2 separate regions of the Homo sapiens genome follow, and region 1 is linked to region 2. The links are chromatin loops, found by intact Hi-C in ENCODE. Cell type or tissue: IMR-90. All regions are shown on one strand. Region 1 has its middle 210 kb from the start of SGCD. Region 2 overlaps SGCD (sarcoglycan delta).

Evidence for each region. Hi-C counts contacts between places; a loop is a spot of excess contacts. Peaks named below come from ENCODE experiments on the same cell type or tissue, not always from the same donor. Only the 100,000 strongest peaks of a DNase experiment are listed, where the experiment ranks them.
Region 1: a loop joins it to region 2, with 15 times the contacts of the local background. A loop is called at or near these places in 2 of 110 quality-filtered maps.

What each region holds. Positions count from the first base shown.
Region 1 is chr5:156,119,040-156,124,039 of GRCh38, reverse strand. It overlaps a transcript of SGCD not described here. Among named protein-coding and RNA genes, the nearest start is that of SGCD, 210 kb to the left of the region's middle. In IMR-90, no CTCF peak of the experiment used is centred here; DNase peaks (open chromatin) are centred at 1,979 and 2,619; H3K27ac peaks cover 1,098 bases.
Region 2 is chr5:156,477,134-156,482,133 of GRCh38, reverse strand. The region is part of intron 3 of SGCD (sarcoglycan delta); the gene reads right to left. Among named protein-coding and RNA genes, the nearest start is that of SGCD, 150 kb to the right of the region's middle. In IMR-90, no CTCF peak of the experiment used is centred here; a DNase peak (open chromatin) is centred at 2,093; H3K27ac peaks cover 1,323 bases.

The DNA.
Region 1 (5,000 bases), 360 kb after region 2:
ATAAAGTCACAAACTCATACCTTAGCAGTCCTAAACTTTTTGAATCCTGGACATAAATTTCAGGGCAACATTGGGATTAAGAAAATCCCCTCAGGCCACCACAAAAGGGACGGTTGTCTCAGCCTTCACACAGGTTCCAGTATAACCTTCTTCAAATCCCTGAGGATGGAGGTTTCTTCCAAGTCTACAAAATCAACAGAGAAAGACAATGTCCATAAAGAAAAACAAAAACAAGACAGAGTGATATTAAATTAAAGGCCATTTGGTTTGGAGAGACTAAACAAAAGATACTTTAGATTCTGTTTGTCATAAAATTGCAGAATCCCTGAATGGATTCAGTCTTGACTGAATTAAAGAATCATACCAAAAAAAAATTTCATAGTATATCAAGGCTGGAAGGTATTTTAGGACTTAACAAATCAAATTTGCTCATTTAACTTACAGGGAAACTGAGGATGGGAGAGCAAAAGCGATTTTCCATGATAATTCATTGTCTGTGGCACAGTTCAATCCGTGTGTCAAGCAAATCTTTAGTATACAAAAACAATGTGTTTAACACTGGTCTATCATCAAAGCAAGACAAGGAGACCGTGCATCACTCCACCTTGAAATACCTCCCTCTCTTGACTTCTAAGGTACCAATCTTACTGCGACCACTGGCCACTCCATCTTGGCTACCTCTATTGCATCTTTTCAACCTCCCAATTTCCAACATAAGGAGATCTTAGGGCTCAGTCCTGAGCCTCTTCTCTATACACACTTTCTCACCAGGTACATCTTCCAGGTCCACAGCTTGAGATACCATTTATACTCTGACAACTCTGAGATTTGTCTCCAGGCCCAGATATTTCCCCGAACTCTAAACTCAATCAACTGACTCTTCAACAACTCTACTTGGGCATGTCAGATATAAGATGACCCAACTGAGGTCATGACTTAGTCATCAGCACCACCAGCTTCCACCTGGAAAATACTAAAGCCCTCCTTCTTCTAAGTTTATGCCTTCTCAGTCAATGGCAATTTTATTCACCCAGTTGGTCAGGCCTAAACCCTCCAAGTAAACCTTGATTCCTGTCTTGCCTATATACCTCACATTGTCCATTTCATCAGCACATTCTGGTGGCACTATCTTCAGAATAAATCCAGCAGCTGACCTTTTTTTTTTTTTTTTTTTTTTTTTTTTTTTTTTTTTTTTTACCACATCTTTTACTACCATGCTGGTGCAAGACATCATTAAAGATCTACAAGGTTGCACAGCAGGCTCTCTCAGACTAGGGCTGGTACTCTCCACCAGACCCATGTAAGAGAATGACACTCCCCTGCTCAAAACCTTCCACCTCACTCAGACTCAAAGTTAAAGTTGTTGCAATGGCCATAAAGATCCTGCTTGATATTTGATGCATCTCTCTTACCACCGTCCTCATCTTCCACTCTTTTCCCCCTCATTTATTCCTCTCTAGCCATGCTGCTCCTCTAACACACCTCTGATTCTATTAGGAGCCTTTGAACTCATCATTCCCTCTACCTGGGAAACTTTTCTCCTCACTGTTTCACGTCTTTGCTCAAATGTTACCTTTCCAGTGAGGACCCTTGTAAAATTACCCTGTTTAAAATTGTAAACTCATACCACATATCTCATCCCTCTTTCTCTAGATTTAAAAGTCTTTTTGATGTATTACATGTCTACCTGTTTATTATCTGTCATCCCCCAATAAAATGTAAACTCCATGCATGCAAGAAATTCTATCTCGGGTATTCTGCTGTGTCTCCAGCACTTCACTTCACTGATAGCCTTGCACAGAAGTGGAGCTCGATAAATATTTTTTGAATGAATGAATAAGCAGACAGTAAGGTTAAGTAAACCTCATGGCCACTCAGATGATAAGTGGCTGAGCCTGGTTTGAACCAAAAGCATTCCATCTCCAGTATTTTTGACAACTATGGAATACTGACTAGATGAATGTCTTCTAGTGTTGGGCTTAGGAAAAGGATTTGTATAGTCTGGAGTGTGATGCAAAAGATGAATGTTAGTTGTATTTGGGAAGCTAGCAAACAAAAGCCCCAAAACTATTTCTAGGAGATACTCTAAAGAGTATGTGTGGCATGTATTGGGATGACTCTGCTTACAGGCTAATACTGAAATCTCATTGTTACTTTCATCATGCTGTTTTCAGATTTTCTGCCTTTGCTTCCATGCCATTATTTCTTGTCATTCCCTCAACTCTCAGCCCCTGCTTTACTATAAAAAGTATGAAGTAAAGGAATCCAGGGTTAGACAACAAAAAAGGGAAGAGATGCATTTAGGGAAAAGGTATTGGGCAGTCATCAAAGGACTTTAGATCTAAATCTAATTTGGTCACCAATTTGTCATTTGCCTTTAGGGTTGTCCCTTCCTTTCCCTGGGGTACCCCTCATTTTTATTTTGTTACCCCTCATTGCGGTAACATAAATACCTTTGAAGATCTTCAGCTCCCAAAAATGATCATTTTCTTTTTTTAACTGATAAAAGGCTCCCTTATCCTCAGTAGTCTAAAAGTGGTTAGGAAATATGGTGCAATGTTTAAGAACTAGGCTTTGGGGTTTACTACTGCGGTTCAGGTTCCGGTTCCACCACTGTGGAACCCTGGCCAAGATAATCAACTTCTCTAAGTATCATATTTCTTTTCTATAAAAGAGAGATGATGAAAATACCTATCCCTCTAGGATGTTTATGCAAAAGAAATGAAGTCATAGGTAAATCATTCATTACTGTACATAATGTTAGTGCTCAATAAACTTTTACTGTTCTTTATTTTTAAAGTTTTTACTGCTGCAGGCTTATATTCTGCATGACATTTCATAAATGTATCTACCTTCATCTTAGTTCCCACTGGATTCTGAATCTTTCCATCTTTTATCATATGACATTGCTTTTGTAGCCCTTAATGACTTTGGGCAACTTTGTCTGGACCATCTCCAGGATCAGTTGTATGCAGCTACCCCAGCTGCCCCCACATTCCTGGGCAGATGGCGGAACATTGTAACATGAGAAAGTCATGTTTTCTGATTCATTTATTGTCTGCTTTCTCGTACCCGGCAATTTGAGGATGATCTTGGCCTCGGTTCTGGAATGTCAAGGCACAGTCTACAATTATTCCTGCATTCTGAAGCCAAGAGACACAACATTGGAAGCAAACAATGCTGTAATTCAGCACAATGATAGATGGAGTTATTAAAGAAATTGTGCTGACTGCTTTGATAATTCTAGTCTCAAGTCTATCCAAATGCATCTTTCTTTCTTCTTTTCTTAACTGATATTAAGAAACTGTCTATGTTCAGGTAGTAATGACATAAAAATATGTCACCTACCTTTCAGGTTTAGTTACATCCCAACCTAATAAATAGTTACAATGCTTCAGAGAAAAGGTACTTACAATCCATTCTAAGTCATCCAAGGACATGATCCAAAGCACATTTACAAAGCAAATGTTTATGAAATATATAATCTTTGCCATGCACTTTGTTAAAGACTGGGGATATGGTAGAGGATAATAGTGACTTTATTCCTACCTTCATTAAGCCTTTGTTCTAGCAGTTTTTCTTTATCTTTTGTAATTTCCTAACGTTGCCCAGATATGAGTAGACATGACAAATTCCTACAAATTTGTTGATTATCTCAAGTAGTGATATAGCGTGTGCTGACATAAATATCTCAATTTCTGCTTGATAGAGAGAGACAATTCTATAATTCTTGGTTTTCTTGGGAACAACACTCATTTCCTTACTTTGCTCCTCACCTCCCACCCCTACACACCTCTTTCTGCTTTATTTCCCTCCTTCAACAAAGAAACAAAAAAGTATTCACCAAATTCCACTACCCATTAACAAGATGCCACATGGCACAGTAAAGGACACTAGGTCCAGAGGGCACAGCTTCAGAAATTAGCTTTTTCGAAATCCTTGGAAATAATAAAGGGATTAATGCTATTATATGGTAAAATAAAATGAGAAAGTATATACTAGGAATAATGTGAAAGAAAATAATGTCAAGAAAGAACAACATATGTCTTAAATCACCAGTGTCTGCATGGGAGAGTGCTAATCATAGAGGTAGGTGGCATCTCTGCCTGTCAGGCGGCCTTGAACGCTTCAGGGAATCTGTCATTTTTCAAAAGGTATCAATTAGTGGTTGCTCTGATGGCAGAGTGTGAACCACACCTCTCTAATGGTTAGGTTGTGTTAAAAATGATTCCTGTGAGCATAAAGCACACACAGACACGGGTTTCACAGATACCCTGGCACCAAGACAGACTCCCAAGAGAGGTGGGCATCCCGAGAAGGCAAAACCAGGGAGAGTGGGAGCAGCAGAAGGTATTAGCAACTCTAAGTGGGTCTTAAGATTTTTGAGCAGAAGTGTGCTGGGGGAAAGGATGAACTATGGATCCAAATGTATCTAATGACGAATTTAAATTTAAAACTATGCCAACAGATTTGGGTCCTACTGGGAATTAAAGAAGCATTGCTGTAAAGATTTACCTCTTAAGAAGTGTGATCGTGGAGATACCATATAGGTATACACACCTACACACAGCATTCCTGTTGCCAACAATGCTTCCCAATATGTGTATTACTCTATTTGCATAGAAGGAAATTGAGTTTGGAGACATTAAGTAATCTGATTGAAATCACATAACTAGGAAGTGACAAGTCGGGATTCAAACTCAGAACTGACCCTGGAGCATATTGACATTCAGCAAACATGCTGAAAATCACCATTGCTTCTTTCCTAGGTTTTATTTCTGATTAAACCTAGTTCTGACACTCAGAAATGACACAACTTAAAATCCAAAGGAATATCTCAGTCTCCTAATAGTCTAACTGAAAACTGGCCCAGCTCAGTCTCTGCTGAGAATAGTAAAGGCACACAAATAGAAGAAGGTACATTTCCTCAGAAGGCCTAGAGTTGGTCCCACTACATACTGGAATGAGCTACATGGATTGTATACCCAGCACCAAGTCAC
Region 2 (5,000 bases):
CTCAAATGCTGATATTTCAGTCTCAGCAACTGCTTTGCTTTCCTCAACATCTCATTAAATACCTGACATTCGGACTGTGACACCCAGGCACAGATGTGGGAAAGGAGCAAGTTTCTGTTTGAGGGGACTGGGACCAGACTGCCTGGTCTGTGGGTCCCGCTGATTCCTGAGTCACTGTCTACAGTTGTCCCTGAACGTGGCATAAGCAGGTGGTGTCTGATCAGTCAGGATTAATGATGCAAAAGGAAGCTGGCACCTCTTCAAAGACTTGCTCACAGAGGCCACAGGGAGTAGAGAAAGCAAATCCTTGGCCCTGGGTTCCGACCCTGATCCTGGGTTCTGTGTCCAGGTGTGCTCCTTGACCTCAGATGTTTCCATGAAACAGGCTTCTGTTAGTCTCCTTTCATAACTCACCCTAGTAAGGGATCTGAAACTCACAGTAGAAACATTTCTTCTTCTTCCCTAAAATCCTGTGGGGGCAGGTACTATTATTATCTCCCTCTTCTGATAGATGCAGATAAGAAAACCCCAGGGTCATGTAGATCAAGAGACATATAATAACAGATGTTTCAAATTAGGCACCCACGGGCTATTTTGGGCTGGCAGATGTAGTTTTTTTGGATCCACAAAGTGTATTCAATAAAAAATAAAGGAAAGCAAAAACTAAGACACTTAGATTATGAGTTTCTCTTGAAAAGTCATAAGATTTAGCAAGAAGGCCCAAATTCACACATTATTACAACTGGCTGAGCAGCCACTCACCTTTCCACAGGGTCAGGGACATCAAGTCCAAAATATCAATGACACAGACCCCTACCATCTCCCAGCCTTCCCCAATAACATAGACCTCTACCATCCCCCAACTTTCCCCAGGGCCTTTTTATCTACTTGTCACTAGCCAGTCCTTGTAGGTTTTTGAGTTTGTGGCCCTAGCTTAATGCATACCAATATTCTAGGTGAGATAATACTTACTTTTGTTATGGACCTTCTTTGTGCTTTTATACCGTATTAATTATACCAATCTTTACCCCAACATTATGGAGTCATACTATTACTGTGCTCTTGATTTGTCAGATGACAAAAACCAATGCCCTGAGAAATTCAGAAATATGTTCAAAACTGTGATAATGTAAAACGATTAGTGGATGGGTTGGAACTCGCTCCTGGAATCATCTTTCCATTACTTTATAGCACTCCTCCCACCAAATTCTCAGATATATTGTGACCTTTTACATAGTATTCTGTAGTTGTGGCCTTTGAAGGCAATAAGAGTGTTAATGCCTAATGGACATCTTAAGACCCATTGAGCACGTTCCTTAATCACCTAAGATTTAGCTTTTAGAGTTTTCTAGAGAAATTAAAAAAGAACAATTGATTTTCAGTAGTGGCAATTGCAAAGTAGGTAAAGCACCCAGCATTATCTCCAGAAGAGAGCAGGGTTTCAGAAAAACATTAATTCATTCCCCCACAAATCTAGTTAGCTAAAGAAGTTATTAGAACACTTACTATAACGGCCCATGTGCCATCTGGGGTAGCAGCCATGCAGTATGACTCTACCACCAGTGTCAAGGAAAGATCCCAGCTAAAAGCCATCAAGGTCATCTGATTTCCTTTGCACAGTGGCTGGTTCAGGTTGGGCATGTGAAATAAGTTGGTTTAATTAGAGTGAAGCCCAGGGTTTTTATTCAAGAAGAGACTGGGGAAAGACAAGCTCTATCATACTGTAGATATGTGGTATGCCAATGTAATGCCTGGAGCAGCTGCTGCCATTTTGCTATCATGAGTGAAAGCATTTGAGAAGAATCCAACGAAACAGAGCAATACAACTGAGGGAACTTCAGATGAATGGAATCAAAACTCCAATCAAAGCATCACTTCCTCTGAACTCTTCCATTACTTACCAGTCCATTACAGTCTGTCTAATCAAGGCAGAGCTGTTAGGTAGAGTTGAACATACTCATACAGGTAAGTTCAGAGAAATGACAGTCAGACAACCCTCAAGACCAAGGGAACATGCTCACTGGCACATTTCCCTACTGACTACTCAGAGTGTTTGTGACAGCAACTTGCCTTGCTGTTGCATCAGCCATCCCAGTCAGATGGTGAAGAAATGTAAGCCAAGACAGCTGGAGGGCTGATCTTCCACCCACAGGGGCTCCTCCCAGGGCAAGACAGCAGCTGTTGGTGTCTGCTTTGGTTTGAAATTGTAGCAACTGCATATATTCAGGTCAAAGCGGGTAACTTCTTTATGGAAAGTGTTGGAAGAACCAAGAGAGCAGATTCTGAAACTCGCTGTATCAGTCAGTAACCTGTGAATGGGTGATTTGTGTCAACAATGCCTTCTACCTCCTCTCTAAGAACAAAATTAAAGAAAGAAAGAAGAGGAAAGAAATCACTCCAAGACTTTTAGGAAAGCCAGGCCTGTTTCCTAAGTGCATTTGTATCTTCTTTCTTCTACTCTTCATTGTACTGGAACAAAAGGACAAATGCAGGGATTCTTGGAGTTGTGAGCATAGGTAAGATGCCACAGGGGTAGGAGCAAAATGGGTGAATACTCCCTAGGTCTTAGTGCTTTAAAGTCTAAGACAGGGGTCCCAAACTCAAATGCCTACAGAGGTTGGGCCCATGAGCTTAATGACTGAAGTGGGCACCCACATGGAAACTCAGAGAGAACAGACCCTGACAGGGCAGAGTTTCTCAGCTCCAGTTAAATATCTTTGATAAGAATCTTGAAATCTGGCCAGGTGTGGTGGCTCACACCTGTAATCCCAGCACTTTGGGAGGCCGAGGCGGCTGGATCACTTGAGGTCAGGAGTTCAAGACCAGCCTGGCCAACATGTTGAAACCCCGTCTCTACTAAAAGTACAAAAAAAATTAGCCAGACATGGTGGTGCGTGCCTGTAGTCGCAGCTACTCAGGAGGCTGAGGCAGGAGAATCGCTTGAACCTGGGAGGTGGAGGTTGCAGTGAGCCGAGATCATGTCACTGCACTCCAGCCTAGGTGACATAGCCAGACTGTCTCAGGAAAAAAATAAAAATAAATAAAGAATCTTGAATTATATTTTTTAATCTAAAAGTGTCTTAATGTTAAATTTTTGTATGTATACATATATCCCCTCCCAACACTGACAAGATCAAATAAAACATGAGAGTGGGCCGATTTGGCTCTCAGGTGAAAGACAATCAGAGGAGCTGGCTGAATTACCAGAAAGGACTAAGAGGTAGTAGGGTTTGGCTTCTAAAAATGGCAACTGAGCTGGGCACAGTGGCTCAGCCCTATAATCCCAGCACTTTGGGAGGCCAAGGTGAGTGGATCATCTGAGGTTGGGAGTTCGAGACCAACCTGGCCAACATGGCAAAACCCCGTCTCTACTAAAAATACAAAAATTAGCTAGGCGTAGCGGCTCACACCTGTAATCCCAGCCACTCAGGAGGCTGAGGCAGGAGAATTGCTTGAAACCATGAGGCGGAGGTTGCAGTGAGCTGAGATTGCACCATTGCACTCCAGCCTGGGAGACACAGCGAGACTCTGTCTCAAAAACAAAAAAAAGTCAACTGGAGAATGATTCAGCCAGATGTAGAAGGTGAATGGAGGGCCTGTTGTTTCCCCCAAACTGCTTAAACACAGACACCAAGCGACAGAATTGCTGAGTAGGATAGCTCCATGGATTCCTTTCAGGACTGAAAGCTCAACTCAGTAATCGCAAGAGGTCTCACAAAGATGCGTGTGGCTCAGAGTAGCCCAGGGGGAGCAGAGCCACCTGCACAGGTGCCTGATCTCAAAAGAACCTCATTGGTGGGGCATTAACGCCATCAGTGACTGCCCTTGAGGTCTGAGGCTGAGCTCAACTCCTGGCTGGGTGAAAGGAGCCCACTCGAATTTCTGATATAGGTCCCTTATCAATCTTAGTGACAGTACACTCAGAAATTACAGAAAGATAAGTAATGAAAATAAAGAAATTTGACTTGACATGAAGCAGCCATAACCATTGAAGTAGGAACCATTATTTCTACTTAACAGATGAGGTAAGGGCGAGAAATGCTATACAACACCCTACCCTTGACTCCAGCACCCAGCTCCCACTGACCAATGCTCCCCCTCTGATTGTTCTCCCAGGATTTCCCATTCCCCTCCCCACTCCTTCCATTCTTTATGATTTCCTGCACTGCCTAAATGGTGACGACAGTTTGATCCAGAGATTCCATGAGCATTTCATAAAAATATTATTTTTTCTCTACTGTTAACCATTCATGGAACCCACATTCCAGAGAATATTCTTGTAGAGATGCTGCATTTTGCACCTAATGACATAGAAAATAATAGATTGAAAGGAAAATTTTAGCTGCCCATTTTACCTTTTACCTCCATTACTATTAGTTCAAATCATTAAAACAAAATTCAGAAGAAGTGCCTATGACCTTGACATCACTTTTTTTTTTTTTTTTTTTGCTCAAATACTTTTAAGCTGTGTTGTCTATAAAAAACCAGGATGATTCTATTGTTGCCATCAAGGCAACAGCTCATGAGAGATGCCTGCAAAGTCCCTCATGAGACAGAAAGTCTCCTTAATAGAGGCCAAGTGCAGAGAACACTGCTACCAGCTACAAGTGTACTTAGCCAAGGAATACTTCCCTTTCCTTTTATATCTTCTGTCTAGAATAATTGAAATGAGATTGTTTGTGACTCAAATTGGTCAGATGACTCCTCATTATCTAAGAGTGGCCAGAAAAGTCATGGGGCCTGTCCTATGTTTATCCAAAGATGAGAAAAATGCTGAGTATAAGGAGTGGGTTCTATGGGTTATATTGTACTTGGAAGAATAACCTCACTGTCTGGTTGCATCTTGTGAGTCTCACTTGCTCAATGTACCGGATCTCCCAAAGTATTATATAAAAACATACATATCTAAACAAATACCATATTTTGTTGGTACCATTCTACTCAATGGGGCTCGACAATACTAAAGGATTCCTTAAACATAACAACAGAACATAGAAAGC